2 separate regions of the Homo sapiens genome follow, and region 1 is linked to region 2. The links are chromatin loops, found by intact Hi-C in ENCODE. Cell type or tissue: K562. All regions are shown on one strand. Each heading gives the region's core, and the rest is flanking DNA. Links, peaks and the distances in the headings are about the cores only.

Region 1 (8,333 bases), core at 37-8,036, 380 kb before region 2:
TCTGAAAAACAAATAATCTGCTTAGAAAATCTAAGTCATTTTAGTTTCTGATTTCTTAAAAAAGCACCCCCAATTCTGGGTAATTTAGAGGAATAACTGCAATTAAAAAAAATTTAAATCCAAAGAAAGCTACTTTTTGCAAAAGCAGTTGTGATCTGCTCAATCCCTCCAAACATCTGTTCTCGAAATTGTTCAATGAATAAAACACTACATCTAACTATGTCACGTGGAAACAGGCAGAGGCCCCAAACATAGCAAGAAAGTTACCCAGTAATTCCACATCCAGGAATTTATTCCACCAAAAAAATTACAAAAAGACTTTTGTACAAAGCACTACTTATAACAATTAAACAATTAGGGAGGATCCAAATATAATAAATATGATACCAGTTAAATAACTAACGCAGCTGTTAAAAATAAGATTGCAATTTTTTATATTCATTAGTTTACAGCAGAAACACTCAATTAAAAGATAGGTAGACACTTAGAGGCCAGTACTTTGGGACCAGACTGGGCAACATAGCGAGACCGCATCTCTACAAAATATAAACAAAACTAAAAGCATGCATGCCTGTAGTCTCAGCTACTAAGGAGACTAAAGTGGGAGGATGGCTTGAGCCAGGAAGTTGAGGCTAGAGTTAGCCGAGATTACACCACTGCACTCCAGCCTGTGCAACAGAGACCCTGTCTTGAAAGAAAAAGAAAGGAAAACTTACATCAAGTTGAAGAATGAATTTTAAAAATCAGAAGACCAAAACACTTTTACAGATGGAAGGAATCCTAAGATATCATTTTTCTCTCTATATGAGGAGACGACCAAAGGGGTTATGTAATTCATGTTTTGTAAATGAATTCATTAAGATCAAGAGTATTCAAAATAAGTGTTTTTTTCAGTGTTCTTTCAGTTTTCTTTATAAGTTTTCCTGCTGCAATTACTAATTTCTTAAAGAATTATTAGATTCTAGGAGGAGGATACAGAGAGGAAACAGCTTAAAGGGAATTTTATGAGTTAGTACTACCTCCCCACAACATAAACACAAAATTCTACTTAGAAAAATGTATTAGGTTAAAATCAATGTTCAACCCATGTATTATGGTAAATTAAATGTAGTTTGCCATCTGCATATGTGGATTCAACCACTGATCAAAAATATTTTTAAAAATGACAAAGTCTGTATTAAACAGATTTTTTACTTATCATTACAGTATGACTATTTACATAGCACTTACACTGTATTAGGTATCGTTAAGTAATCTTGAGATGAGTATATGGGAGGATATGTTTAGGTTATATGCAAATACTATACGCTATTTTATATAAGGGACTTGAGCATCCGTGAATTTTGGCACAGGAGTGGGTGGGTCCTGCAACCAATCCCCCAGTTACTGACGGGCAACTGTACAGTTAAATAAGATGAAGGCAAAAAGAACAATGTAAAACATAGGTAACAGATGAGAAATGAATATGATTCCTTAAGAATTTCTTTTGAATGACTGATTTATTTTTTGAGACAGGGTCTTGCTCTGTTGCCCAGACTGGAGTGCACTGGCATGAACACAGCCCACTGTAGCCTCAACCTCCGGGACTCAGGCGATCCTCCCATCTCAGCTGCCTGAGTAGCTGGGACCACAGGCATGTATCGTCATACCCAGCTAATTTTTAAATTTTTTGTAGAGATGGGGGTCTATGTTGTCCAGACTGGTCTTGAACTCCTGGGCTCAAGTGGTCTCCCACCACAGCCTCCCAAGTAGCTGGGACTAAAGGGTTGCACCATGATGCTTGTCTAATTGTTTTTCTTTTTTTTTTTTTGTAGAGGGAGGGTCTTGCCACATTGCTCAGGCTGGTCTCAAACTCCTGGGCTCAAGTGATCTTGTCACCTCAGCCTCCCAATCTGCTGGAATTATGGGCAAAAGCCCCCATGCCTGGCCATGATAACCTTAAGCATAAAAATGGAAACCATACCAATATATCTGCCAAAGGATATCCATCGATTTTAATTTTTCCTCCAGTTATAACATACGGGAGGAAATGAAAGCCCAAGGAGGTTAAATGTGTAGCCTAAACACAAAGACAAACAGTTATCTGAGTGTTACATGCTGTATTACCTTGTGCATGATTATCTTTCTCTGAGCAGGTTCAGCCATATCAATCATCTTTTGAACCACGTAATTGGCATACTGGTCCTTCATCATGGTGTATAAGGCACTGTGAGGACCATCATTCTGGCAGCAAACCTCGTCAATCAGTAAAGCTCTCTCAGCACGGGAGGCATGAGTAACACACTTTTCTACTACATTGCTAAAAATTAAAGCAGATAAACAAAGATTTGTTATTTTTTTCTTCACAGCAAAATTTCCTTGACTTATAGAAAGAATCTTCTCCAATGAACAATAAAACAGAAGTCAGGATGGGATTCTCTTGTCTTATGATTACTTTTATTTTATTTTGTTCTTTTTTTTTTTGAGACAGGGTCTTGTTCTGTCACCCGGGCTGGAGTGCAGTGATGCTATCACCGCTCACTGCAGCCTTGACCTCCCTTGCTGAAGTGATTCTCCCACCTCAGCCTCCCCCATAGCTGAGACTACAGGCATGCGCCACCACGCCTGGATAATTTTTTGTAGAGAAAGGATCTCCCTCTATGTTGTCCAGGCTGATCTCGAATTCCTGGGCTCGACTGATCCTCCTGCCTTGATCTCCCAAAGTGCTGGCTGGGATTACACGTGTGAGACACTGTACCCAGCCAATTACTTTTATAACAGAAATTGGTATCTTGGAACAACCTACATCATTTTGACATCCACAAGTTTAATTACAGGTCTCTTAAAATTGTACTTCAAAAAAAAGGAAACCAGATCATTAAAGCTGTGAGGTTTTCAAGAAACATGTACTAAATAAATCTGCATTTCCAGTGTCGGGAGTAATTATTTTCCAAATACAGATTTCATAAATGAACATATGTGGGCAAAACAAATTTGTTATGTAGATTTTTTTAAAAAACAAAAGCAATGTTCTATAGGTGCATTTTAATGATACCAAAAAAAAAAGACTACAGTTTAATGCTACATGCTACACGTATTTCTGTGATAACTAATAAAAGTCAATGAGTTGAAAGAATTGACCCTTAAAATTACAAAGTATTACAATACCTGGCAAATTTGTGTTGACTCAGGGCTAAAACCTTTCCCCTGATTTCGGAAACAATTTTGCTCTTGTCTTCAGGTCGACCGTGTTCCAGTACATGCTGAATAACATAATTGCCATACTGATCCTAAGACAGATATTTAAAAATTACTTTCCCTAAGTCATTCCTTAAGAATGATATTCTTTAAAGACATGTTAATCATTTCATCTAAAAATCCAGTAGGATAGTTAGGAGAATACAACAGCCTTTTGTCTCACTCTTGTCTATAGTGTGTTTAGTAACAAATTGTATTTCTTTTAAAAATTAAAACAATTTCCAAAAATATATAAACATTTCAAATTATTAGGGAATTTATACCTGTACCAACTGCTCTGTATGTTGGTGGAGTTCTTCTAAGATAGGTAAGGTCTGTTCTGCAGTGCAATGCTCTAGGATGCGCTGAATTACTCTGCAGCCATAAGGATGAGTTGAAAGCACAAATACCTGAGGACAATTAGAAGAATTAAAATTTGTATTCTCTGACATTTTTGAACAGTTCTATGAAGCAGACTGGTTTGTTTTTTTTTTTTTTGACAACACCTAAAAGCAGTTTGAAATAGAAGGGTGATGAACTCACATTTAATATGACTACCACCATGTTAGAAAAGACTGGAGAGTGGGGACAGGGAGCACTCCATTTAGGAGCTGAAGATATTTTGATCAAAAGGAACCTAACCAGAACTTTACCTGAACCTGAGGTTATGTAACAATGGGAATGAATGGGTGAAAAGAGAAAGGGTAGTTCAGCATTAAGAAATATTAATTACTATGTATTAGTTACAAATTGCTATGTGTTTTCTGTCTTATTATACAGTCTTATGTCTTTCTCCAAACCTCCTTCCCTTCTCTGAGTAAACCTGAAAACATCGTTGGGTATAAATAAAAAACAATTCTAACAGTGATTACCTTTACTTCTTAAAGTAATGTGATTAAACTATTTGTTTTGCAGCTTCAGAAAAATGAAGCTATCTACTGACTATGAAAGAGGAAGAAATTAATGTACATTTACTGTTTTGTATCCTATTTTTGTATACAATTGCTGGGTATTATCTAGTGACTCATGAAAAACGTGTTGATATTCAAAATTCTAAAATAATGCCCTGCTAACAAATTATAAGCCAAAACTCAAACATACTTGTCCCTTGAAAGCATCAATGATGAACTGTAGTGACTGTGGCTGAACACATTCGATACATTTTTGTACAACATGGTTTCCATTCTGATCTTTCACACATTTGAGCACATGACCATCCAGCTCCTTTACCATTTCACTCTGCAAAAGACAGGATGTCATTTAAATTATTACCTCAAACGAGAAAATACTAGTATATTTTATCTCAGTATTAAAAATTAAAAATATTAAAAATCTCAGTATATTTATCTCAGTATTAAAAATACTGAGATGGGAACACAAATATATTCACAAATATTATTTCCTGTTTGTCAAGGGTTTAAATTTTTTTCTCTTGTAGTATAATTAGCAGAAACCATTGAAAAGTGAAAATTACTAAAACACACTGCAGGATTATAATGTAAATGATGTATGTTGAAACAACGTAGTGATGCTGAACTTGCTGTATTTAAACTGTCTTCACTGTGTAAATCATCCGCTAATATTTATCGGGCGGTAACTAACATGACTAATTCAGAATTACACACTTCCGCCTTACTTAGTACCACCTCCACCACCAAAGGAATTATTTTTAATGGCTGAGTGAGTTTATCAAGTACATAGAAAAGGCTAAGAAGTTGATGACTACTTATGGGCTATGATTTTTACATATTATCTCAATAATTCCCTAAGGGAAGAATTAATGTCAGGTATCTTTGTTCTTTTATAAAATGCTCTTATAATAAAGTGCTTATAGCCAGATGCGATGGCTCACACCTGTAATCCCAGCACTTTGGGAGCCTGAGGCTGGTGGATCACCTGAGCTCAGGAGTTTTGAGACCAGCCCGGGCGACATGGCTCCGATTACTACCAAAAATACAAAAAACTAGCCAGACGTGGTGGCGCATGTCTGTAATCCCAGCTACTTCGGAGGCTGAGGCAGGAGAATCACTTGAACCTGGGAGGCGGAGGTTGCAGTGAGCCAAGATTGTGCCACTGCACTCCAGCCTGGGCGACACAGCAAGATTCCGTCTCAAAAAAAAAAAAAAAAAAAAAAAAAAAAAAGAAATCCAAATAATATTGTTATTCATTAACTGTTTCAACAAAGACTTACTGCTAATGCTTTTATTTTTAAATATCAAAGACATTTTAAAAATATCTATACCAGTTAGAAACTTGTGGCAGAGAAGTTTCTAAGCTTTTAAATAATTAAATGTGTTTATATTTCTCCATTGTGACACACATTAAAATTACTGTAAAACTCAGAATTTCCTCTGGAGGAATAATAGTATTTTCTCACAGATTTTAATGCAGTGATGAATATATACACATATATAGTCATCCATCCATATATTACTATTTATTGAAATTTTCTTTTATTGTATGAGTCAAAGATAATCTCTTTCCAAACTTAAACTACCATTACCTTTTAAGAAATAATTATTTCCTTCAGTCTTATGCTTTCATTGTAATACATAAATCATGTAGTCAGAAAACAGTATTGATTTGGGGCTATAAATTTCTTATTAAAAGTCTGTTTAATCTTCTATACAATAACCCCACTAATTAGTGTTGCTTCACAGTGTATTTTAAAAATCTGGTGGATCAGCATTTATCTTCATCCCCTACTCTCAATATTCTTGTCTATTTCAAATGATTTTAAGCATTATTTTGATCAACAATTCCTTTATTAATGTGAAATATTTAGACTTTCCATCCAATAACACAGAATATTTCTCATTTAATTTACGTGTTCTTGTTTTTCTCAAAAAATTATAAATTTTTAAAGAGGAATCTTGAGTTACTTTTCTGCTGGGCTATATTTTTAAAAAAAACATTTTCATATATGTAAATAAAACTGACATATAGTAATGCTATTGGTTCCAAAAATTTTCTTCTTATAATAGAAACATTAGACACCATCAAAATAAGCACTGGAAAATAGTAACATGCATTCTCACATTGCAGAAAATCAAGTAAGCAAGTAGTAATAAAAACACTCATCATTTAACATTCTGCTTGCCACATAGGTGCTAAAATATCTTCATTTAGAAATTATCTACTTTGTGACTTCTAATTAGTAGTGTGCTATTTAGGACACAGTAACAACATTTTAGTCTAGTTGTGGAAATATTTAAGTCTTTTCACTTCAAGATTACTGTAAGATTAAAAACATGTAATAATTTAAAAATTGAATAAAATAATACAAAAATTTTGTCTTAACTTACAATTACCTGCTGGTCAGAAGAAATAGATTCTAATGCTTTCTGAATAACGCGGCAGCCATACATCTGCAAGGCTAAGGGTAGAACATGACCACGAATACGAGTAGCCAGGGCTAATTTTTGATCCAGACTCCCAAACTGACAGAAAAGATATAACATTAATAACAAGTGACCTTAATATTGCTTTGTTGAACTTGAGTAAGGCAGTGTTTGCAGTCTATTCATTCTATCAGTAACTATGTAGGGCAGGGGCTTTAAGGTAGAAGCTAATTAAGATAGACTGGGAAATGTTTCCAATAATAATTTTTTATTACTTCTTTGGGTTAAGTCTTACTAAAATTTCCTTGTTACTAATATGTTAACTACCTTTTAAAGAAACACTCTTTTAAAGTGAACATCTTTACAAAACCCTTCATCTTTTTTTTTTTTTTTTTTTTTTTTTGTTGAGACGGAGTCTCGCTCTGTCGCCCAGGCTGGACTGCGGACTGCAGTGGCACAATCTCGGCTCACTGCAAGCTCTGCTTCCCGGGTTCACGCCATTCTCCTGCCTCAGCCTCCCGAGTAGCTGGGACTACAGGCGCCCGCCACCGCGCCCGGCTAATTTTTTGTATTTTTAGTAGAGACGGGGTTTCACCTTGTTAGCCAGGATGGTCTCGATCTCCTGACCTCATGATCCACCCGCCTCGGCCTCCCAAAGTGCTGGGATTACAGGCGTGAGCCACCGCGCCCGGCCAAAACCCTTCATCTTTAATATATAACTTTCTTAGCCATACGTTGACCACCAAAACTCTTCACCCAGATAATCATCAAACTACATTCTGATATGATTGAGGAAAAAACTGTTAAAGTCATTAAGCTACAACACAGATGCTTATAAATTTAAAAATTGGCTAAACTGTAAAATAACACACATCTATAAATCCAAAGACTATAGTGTTATTCATTAACTACTTTACCAAAGATTGACTACCAATGCTTTATATTTTCAAATATGAATCAGGATTAATAGCAAATTTTCATTTAAAGTGGTTCATGTTAAAATTTTTTTTGTGACAAACTGCCATTTGAACCATTTTTAGCTAGGTGATTGAGTAGCATTAATTATATTCACACTGTTGTGCAACCACCATCACTATCACTATTTGTTTCCAAATCTTTTCCGTGGCCTCAAACACAAATGCTGTATCCATTAAATGGTAACTTTCTAAACCCTTCTTCCTCTAGGCCCAGTAACCCCTAATCTACTTTATGCCACTATTAGTTATTCTAGACATTTCATACTGGTAGATCACTATCAATGTTTGTCCTTTTGTGTGTGGCTTGTTTCACTTAAGTTAGTATTTTCAAGGTCCATCCATGTTGTAGTATGTATCAGAACGTCATTCCTTTTTATGGCTGAATAATATTCTATAATGTATACATATACCACTTGTATTTATCTACTCATCTGTTGACGGACACTTGGGCTGTTTCCGCCTTTTGGCTATCGTGAATAATGGTGCAATATATACTGGTGTTCAGGTTCCTGCTTTCAATTCATTTGCTTTCAATTGTACCCCTAGGAGTACAATTGCTGGATTGTGTGGTGATTCAATATTTAATTTTGAGAAACTGCCAAACTGTTTTCCATAGCAGCTACACCATTTTACATTTCCACCAGCAATTTATGAGGGCTCTAATTTCTCCATATCCTCATCCACATTTGTTATTTTCCGATTTTATGTTTTCCGATTACAGTCATCTTAGTAGGTATAAAATGGTATCTCATTGTGAGATTGATCTGCATTTCCCTGATTAGTAAGGATGTTGAGCATC
Region 2 (8,333 bases), core at 290-8,289:
GGAATGCCCATCACCCATGTCATCAAAAACCGAGAGTGAACAGGTGAGGGCTGAGAAGTCAGTCCCCTGGCACAAGTGTTGGACATGGCCTGGGGAAAAAGGGAAAAGTCCTGGGCCAGCAGTCAGGAGACCCCCAGCTCTTGCTCTCATGCCCTCCTGTGTGATCCTGGGAAGGTTCCTCAGTCGTAACAACAGAGCCTGGATCTGATCTGCAGTCCTCAGAGCGTAAAGGCTCTGTCATCCTAAGAGTGTTGTTACTTGCCAGAACTTGCCACAACGGGTCCTGGGGGAGCCTGAGGCGGGAAAATGGCAAGTGTGACCTCCCAGATTTCTATCTCTCAAGGAACCAAGCAACCACTGAATCCCACTAAGGATTCAGGTAAGCAGGCTCCTTCCTCCAGGGCCAGGGGCTGCCCCACCTCCAGAATCGCCTGCTCTAGGAAGCTGTAACAGGTGACAGGTGTACCGGCGCTCCTGGAGGGAGGTAAAGTCATAGTGTGCACATCACAGTGACTGATATTTGCATAACAACTATAGGAAGTGGAAAAGCTGCCTTTTATATTCATATTTCAACTGTTGGTTAAATACACAAAGACCTCTTTAGAGCAAAGTGAATCTGAAATAGTGATAACATTTTACAAAGGAACTTTCCTGTAGTGCTCCATCTCATTTTATCCTTTCAGCCACTGGGCCTCTACTTTACCCCTACTCTACAAAGAAAGAAACAGGCTTGGAGAAGTACAGCAACGCACTCAGCGTCCGCCAGCTGAGTGGCAGAAAGGGGATTTGAACCTGGGACTGCCCATCTTTAACCCTGCTCTGGGGGTAGCCACACATCCTGGGGGTTTCCAGCTGCCCCACTCACTGTCAAACCATACTCTAAGGGGCCCTCGCCTTCTGCAAAGCTGCCCAGGGCTACCCCAGGAAGTGGGGCTGAGGCTGGAGGGACAAAGATCCAGTCCTCACTTGTCCCAACCAGGGGAAATCCTACTTCAGCCTGTTTTATGTACTGGGATTCTGGATGATATTTCTCTTGAGCCAAAGGTTTTGCTACTGAATTTAAAAAGCAGAAACCACTGGTACATCTGTTGTTCCTAACAGCCCATTCATTCAGGCAGGACTTTGTGCAGTAATCTGTTTTTTTGTTTGTTTGGTTTCTGTTTTGTTTTGTTTTTGAGATAGAGTCTCAGTTGCCCAGGCTGGAGTGCAGTGGCACAATCTCAGCTCACTGCAACCTCCGCCTCCCAGGTTCAAGCGATTCTCCTGCCTCAGCCTCCTGAGTAGCTGGGATTACAGGCGTGCCCCATCATACCCAGCTAATTTTTGTATTTTTAGTAGAGACAGGGTTTCACCATGTTGACCAGGCTGGTCTTGAACTCCTGATCTCAAGTAACCTGCCCACCTCAGCTGCCCAGAGTGCTGGGATTACAGGCGTGAGCTGCTGCGTCCGGCCACGGCAGTAATCTGGATGGGGAAATGCAGTTGGCATGCACACTGTGCTGCTGTGATCACTGTGACAGCCTGGGTGGAGTGCCGCCTGCGTGACGCTGCAGGGCAGCTGTGGCACCTGCCTCCTCCTTTCCTTATGGCTTTGGGTCCCCAGCCAGGCCAGGGCTAAGTGCTGCACAGGTGCAGGGTGAGGTCGGGCCCAGCCATCCTGGCTCGTGGCCCCCACATGAACCCCAGGATGGCACAGCAGAGAACTCGTCCAGCAGGTGGGTCAGCAGACGAGGGAAAGCCCAGCCCGAGCAGGAGTTGCTGGGGAGCAGACAGTACCGGAAGTGCCTTCTGGACACGCCCTGTCCTCAGCCCCCTGTGGGCGGCAGACTGTGGTGACGGCTGACCTGCCACTCTCCACACCTGTTTCCTTTCTGGCATTTCCAACACTTTAACAGAATTTGGTTTCTGGGAATTCTCAAACAGGAGCTTGCGGAAGAACCAACTCAAGAGCTTGTTAAAACACAGATTCTGGGGGCCCTACCCAGATCTGAGGGGGGCCTGGAATCTCTATCTCTGCCAAGCTTTCAGTGGCCCAGAATCCCTAGGTGGTCTCTGTTGCACTGGTGGCATCAGGGGAGCCCTGGGTGCCCAGGCTCAGGCTGGAATGAACAAAGAGGTGCCAGGCCCATGCGCAGTGGTCGGGATATTTAGCAAGAGGCACCCTCGGGGAAGCAGCTCCAGGGCACCTCAGGAGGTGGGACTGAGGCCCTGCTGTCCCCACAGAGCTCCCCTCCACGGCTCACCTTAAGGGACTGTCTTGCTGCTAAATCTTGGGTTAGCAAATCTGGGAGCACCTGGCAATGTGCCAGGAGCATTCAAAACCACAGAATCATTCCAGAGAAGTGATTTCATCCAAATATAGAGTAAGATATTATTTTTATACTAAAATACATGTGGTTGTTTTATGAAAGATGAAGCAAAATCCATATTAAAAAACAACCATAAAACGTGGCATTCCAGAGAAACATCCAGCTTCACCACGGAGGCCACAGCACGGGGACCCGGGTGTGGGCTCCCCCTTCCAGGGAGTCTGGGAAGACCAGCTTTGCAGGCAGGTGCATTTGTTCATACAGGAGCCAGCCTGTCCCAAGGACGCTGTGAGTCCTCAGGGACCCAGGGCCTGGAGGGGGTCCCTGTGTGCAAAAGAAGAGGTGGGAGGAGTGGGCCCTGAGGGCGGGGGTGGGCAGGGCTTAGAAAAGCAGAGGGGCCTCCCAACAGAGGGGCTTCAGCCCTTAGAGAACCTTTTACTGGAATGGTACCCCAAAGCCCCCAGAAGCAGCTTCAGGGACCTTGCTCTGGGGCACGTATATAGGGGAAGGCTCCATAGAATAAAAGCTTTGTATATGTAGAAGTTCCTCAGGTTATTGCCTGTAATAGCAAAAACCTACAGAAAACCCCGCCACGCCCACAAGCAAGGGCCTGGTAATGCCACTTACAGCCCATCGAGCTGAGAAACCAGCAGAGGAAGGAGGGAGAGTGCAGCTATTGATCTGGAAGGACCTAGAACATGTAAGCTGGAAAAAAGCAAATTCCAGAACGGCACACAAGACAATCTCATTTTGGCAGTAAGATGTGAATATTCAAAGGTGCATTCAGAAATTCACAGGGAAAGGACTTTTATCTGTGTTTGCAATTTTTCTATACTAATTGTGTGTTATTTGAGTCACAATGAAAAAGGTTTCCCGCAGAGGATTTCCAGCATAAGGCAGAACTATTAGGGTAGAATGTCAATTTTCTCAGCACCGTGACATTCTAAAATAGAAACTTAAATACAAAACAGGGGCGACATGGAGCAGCAATCGGGACAGACCATAGGGTGGAAAAGCAGAGTACGAAAAGGCACGTGCATTGTGCCTGCGGTTGCATGGATGCTGCTGGGACGGGGTCAGAAGAGAGCCCCAGCAGATGGAGAGAGCGGTGGTGTTGGGATGGGCCGAGGTGAGGGCTTTTTCTATCTTTAATTGCTCTCTAATGGTGTAATAACGCTCTCTTGTCCCTAATCAAAACCAGGTTTAAAAGACAAAGAAAAGCCAGGCCGGCCTGGGCTCCGGCTTTGTGCTGGCGACTCCCACCCTCCCAGCAGCCCTGCCGTGGAGCAGCCCTTCAGCAGAGCAGCAGCGCCTCGCCGCGGCCACGGCGGGGAAGGACCGAGGCTGGTTGCATGGAAATGGTGGCCGCTCCAGGAGAGCCCAGAGCTAAGCCCAGACATGGGGCAGGGCAAGCTGGGAAACGGGTGCCGCTGCATCTGCACAGGAACCAAGCGCACGGGAGGGAGAGGGGTGCACAAACAGCCTCCCGAGAAGAACAGAAAGTCCCCCACCAAAGGGCAGGTGGGTGGCACCAAGAGAGATCAACAAGCCCACCTGGGTGTCTGTGAAAGGCCGAGGTGGAAACCCAACTTCAAGGTACGGCTCTGCCACACACACAGCTCTGGAACACACACGGCTCTGGCCAAGATCCTGCTCAACTCCTTCCTCGATTTTACCATCTGTGAAAGGGGGATAATCCTGGGGCCCTGCCCACCTCCCAGGCTGATAAAGACTGGACTGGAGATGGCGTGGGGTCCTGGCTCTGCCATCTGCAGGCTGCAGGAACGTGGACGAACCACCTGACCCTGAACTTGAGTTTCCCACCACACAGAAGAGGCTGATGCCAGTGCAGGCCTCCAGGGCTCCGTTTCTTGACCTGTGCCCACAGTGGATCCTGAAAGCAGTTTGGCGAGTCATGACCTTTCCAAACGTTGAAATAGAATAGAAAATATCCCAGTACAATACACTTAGTAAGGTTTTGTATGAGTTCTGGGAACTTTTGCTTCAGTTTTATGGGATGTTTATACATGTGTGTCCTGGGTCATGGCGTACCATATAGTTTTTACTATGGGTTGTAGCAAGTAGTTTCAGAAATGCTGTCTTACAGATATAATGAGATCATGCAAGCAAATGCTAACTTAGTTCCCAGCATTTCATAAACTCTCAAAAAATTTACTTATTATTCCTGACAGAGGTGATAACGTTGATTCATCAGCACCTTGTCACACGGGTCCTTAAAAAGAAACCCCAGCAGGGGAGGGTCTTAAGCCGGCAGGATTACTCTTAGGTGCTAAGCTTTCCCAGGATTCAGGGGTGAGGGCCCCAGAGTACAGAGCTGGGGAGGGGGCTGCCCCCGCCCCCCCCGCCCCGCCAAGGGGTCCCAGGATAGCTGACACATCTCCCCTGACAATCTGCTAATGAAGTAAGTAGGAAGTTCAAGGCAGCACTTGCCAGCCACAAAGAACATTTTCCTACCCAAAAAAGGAGCCGCTCGGCTAAGTGTGTTCTTCAGCCAAAGGTTGGCACAGACCACCAAAGTCCATCTCGGTTTGGCACTACGTGTGGTTACTCAGAACAACAGAGAATGTGAGTTCAAACAAAGCCTCACCCTTACCAAAATAAAGCCCAAGAAAGGCCTGCCGCGTTGGGCCAGGCTGATAAGGAGTGACTATTACAGGCTTGTCCCCATATCACCCACTACTCTGGCTGCCTCTCCCTCAGGGCCGCTGACCCCACTCAGGGACAAGGCCAGCCACGGAGGGCCAGGAGGAGCGACTGCAGGGCACTTGCTGTGCCCAGGTGCCGCAGGACCCCAGATCTCAGGCCTGTTTCTGCTGCAGCTCCCTGAGCGCCGCGTACCCTTTCCCAGTGCAAATCCTCACCCCTGGACGCTGGTCTCATGGCCACCCTGCAGCCCACCCTCCCATAACCCTCCCCACGAAGAAGGCCTTTCCAGAGTGGGCTGTGATTTTAGGAGAGAATTCTACATGCTGATGAAGTTGAACTTGCTTCTGCCTAATTTCTACTGGGCTCTAATTCCTTTCTGCGGCAGGACCTACACTCATCTGGCGCCCGAGGGCTTTGGTAAACGGCTAAGAGACATTCGTTGTGGTAGAGAGCGGGGAGGACAGCACCCCTGGCCTGGTCTGATTCCACTGAAAGATGGGGCCATGATGGTAGCTGATTGCTAAATTTACATAACTCAGTTCATCGTCACAGGAGCCCTAAGAGGTTGATACGACCATGAGTCCATTTTCACTGAGGAAAACCGAAGAAAAGAGATTGTAAATGGCCAGAGATGTATGGCTGGTGAATGGCCCTGTGTGGAGGCAGGGCCAAGGTGAATGCTCCTGCTATGCAGATGATGCAGCCCAGAGAGCCGCAGCCACCTCTGCGAGTCCCACAGCTGGAAGGAGCACCCAGTCCTCCCACACTAGCCGGACAGGCCCGCAGCCTGCACTACTGAGCTGTCACGGAGGACTCTACCAAGCCCCAGTGCGGAGCCACAAGTGGAGGACATCCTGTGACCCGAGAAGGGAGGCGACACCTAAGCCCAGTCCCAGAGACATGCACACCACCAAGGGCACGCAGAGAGCTACTTCCCCCAACACACCAGGCCAAGGCCTCGTGGCCCAGATCCCTGCGAGGGGGCGACCTGGGATGCTCAGGGCTTTTCTCAGATTCCAGGGAAGGGGGACGTCATCTCCAGAAAGCCTGGAATACACCAAAGGGGCCCTCTCAACAACAGGAGACCAACCGCATAATGCCCAGAGGGTCCAGCGCCTCCTCCTCCTCCAAGGATTCCTCAGCATCCTCGCCCTTCAGGCTCTGGACGGGCGGACCCTCTTCTGCCACTTGGTCTTGCTCCTCAAAAAAGTCGAAAGCCTCTTCATCATTCCCTGTCTGACTGTCTGTGCCATCCAGGACAGAGGAATCTCTGCTGGTGAGCCCTGCAGCCCCTGGGGATCTGGTACCTGTGGAGGAAGACAGAAAAGAATGGACTTGGTAACCACCCCAGAGCCAGGGGAGGCATCTTGCCACACTGCACCCTCCCATGCCAGGATCTGAGGCCGAGGGCTTCCTGCAGCCTCCTGGGACCAAACTCGTCCCTCCTGGGACCTAAGCAGGATGGCGAGTCTGGGTGGATGGAAGGTGACCTCCGTTTCGGGGGCAGCCAAGTGCCTGCTGCAGCCCCCCAAGGGCTGACGGGCACCAAGGAAGCCTGGAGTGGAGTGGTCACAAGTGGGAGCTTCAGAGCAAGACAGGGGCAGCGGTTCCTGAACCCAAGGCCCAGAGCCTGTGTGCGCCGCAGGGATGGCTGCACCCTCCTCCCGGGTGAGCGGTGGGATACAACAGCCAGGGCACAGGGTGATTCAAAAAGAACCAGTACAGCCAGAACCATTTACAGTTGGAGGCACGGCAAGGAACTCTGCAGACAGAGACCTGCCCCGAGAGTCTGGGCACCTGGACTGTGGACTGGATGGGTGCCCAGGGTAAGCATGTGGAAGATTCCAGAACAAACGGTAATCACTCCATTACAAACTGGCTTAGATGAGCGCTTCTTGAAGTGTGGTCTTCAGACAGAGAATGCCCCCTGTGTGACCACAATGAGGTAAGTAGAGAAAGGGAGAGCAAGCATCCAGAAACTTCATAGCATGCTGCCATCATCACAATACCCAAGTGTGCTTTTGTATTTGTGAAAGTATCCATCTGTGACAGGCTGGGAATAAAAGAGCTAGCCCTTGCCACAGATAGTTTGAGAAGCGTGGGCTCAGACTATTTGTTCATTTCTATCCAAGTGCTTACTGGGTAGTTTAAAACAACTGACTTTTAATAAAATCACCTTGTAGGTAAAGAACTTAGAGAGTGTCTGGCATACAGGATGCACTGAGTGATAATGACGATATCGTATTATGTGATGCTCTGTTATTTTACTTGGACAAATGTGAAAAGCCATTCAAAATCTCCCAAACCTTCAATTTCATGTCATAAGCATCTTACATTTAAACATCACAAAAGCCCTATGAGAGAGATCCCTACTGTACATCCATCTTGCAGATGAGCAAAGTGAGGCATAGAGCAGCTTGTGTTTCTATCCTGCCTCTCCACCAGAGAGGGGCTGGGACATCCTGAGCATCTCTTCCAGCGATGGCTGAGCTGGAACCTCTTGGCACAGTCTACCCAGCCCCAGAGACAGGCAAGGAAGGAAGGGTTGTGACCTTGGAACAACAAGGGCAGAAGAGAACCCAGACCCATGTGAGGGGCCCAACATGGCCACAGGACACCGGGGCTGTGCAGCTTGTCCAGTCCTAGGCCTGCGCATTCACCAGTTTTGCTTCTCTTCCCCACCTTTCACTTTAAATAATTTGTTTTATTTACGGTCAACTTTCTTTTGAAAACTTCCCTTCTGTCTTGTGGAACTAGGAGATCCACAGTAGCTGGGAAGGAGTTAAGCAGACGGATGTAAAGAGGGGAGAAGGGGTGGGAGTCCGGCACCAGCAGTGGTGAGAACCTGCCTTGTCCTGGGGGCATCTGTGAGACCAGGGCCTGCCCCACGGGGGTTCTGGGTTGACAGGACTAACCGAGGAGTGGGGTAAAATTGTAGCCACTATTTACTGTGGTTGTTTCTGTTCTAAGGACTTTGCATGTGTTAGCTCTGTAAATTCTCATAACGGCCTATCAGCCAGGCTACTCCCACCTTACAGATGAGAAAACTGAGGAGAGAAGACAGGGCCAGGACACCCATGGGAAGGGCTTGACGTCTCCACCACTGGGGGCAGGGGTGCTGGATCAATTCCTCAGCCCGGAGCTGTCCCCATGACCCTCTCTGTGGGGGCACAGGTGAGAAGCACATGTCCCCAGGGGCAGGTCACCAGCCAGGCTGTGAGAACACAGCTTTCCCGGGATACTGCAGGTCCCTAGGGCTGGTTGGAGGAGGCAGAGGGGAGTGTGGGGTGTGTGTCAGGGGGTTGTATGTGGTGCATGGTCAGTCGGGGGGTGTCGGGCAAGCTCTAGGAATGGGGC

Evidence for each region. Peaks named below come from ENCODE experiments on the same cell type or tissue, not always from the same donor. Only the 100,000 strongest peaks of a DNase experiment are listed, where the experiment ranks them.
Region 1: a loop joins it to region 2, with 3 times the contacts of the local background. A loop is called at or near these places in 3 of 110 quality-filtered maps.

The regions. Positions count from the first base shown.
Region 1 is chr2:20,251,716-20,260,048 of GRCh38, forward strand. It overlaps PUM2 (pumilio RNA binding family member 2), which reads right to left. Exons shown (of 21, transcript NM_015317.5): 16 at 6,528-6,656; 17 at 4,318-4,455; 18 at 3,501-3,626; 19 at 3,148-3,269; 20 at 2,107-2,299; 21 at 1. Among named protein-coding and RNA genes, the nearest start is that of SDC1, 31 kb to the left of the region's middle. In K562, for the core only: no CTCF peak of the experiment used is centred there; no DNase peak of the experiment used is centred there.
Region 2 is chr2:20,632,370-20,640,702 of GRCh38, forward strand. HS1BP3 (HCLS1 binding protein 3) reads right to left here. Exons shown (of 7, transcript NM_022460.4): 4 at 6,067-6,283. It overlaps LOC124907740 (a long non-coding RNA gene), which reads right to left and starts at 6,060. Exons shown (of 2, transcript XR_007086243.1): 1 at 3,864-6,060; 2 at 2,347-2,633. RefSeq lists enhancers at 3,375-3,424, 7,974-8,333. In K562, for the core only: a CTCF peak has its summit at 3,628; a DNase peak (open chromatin) is centred at 3,612.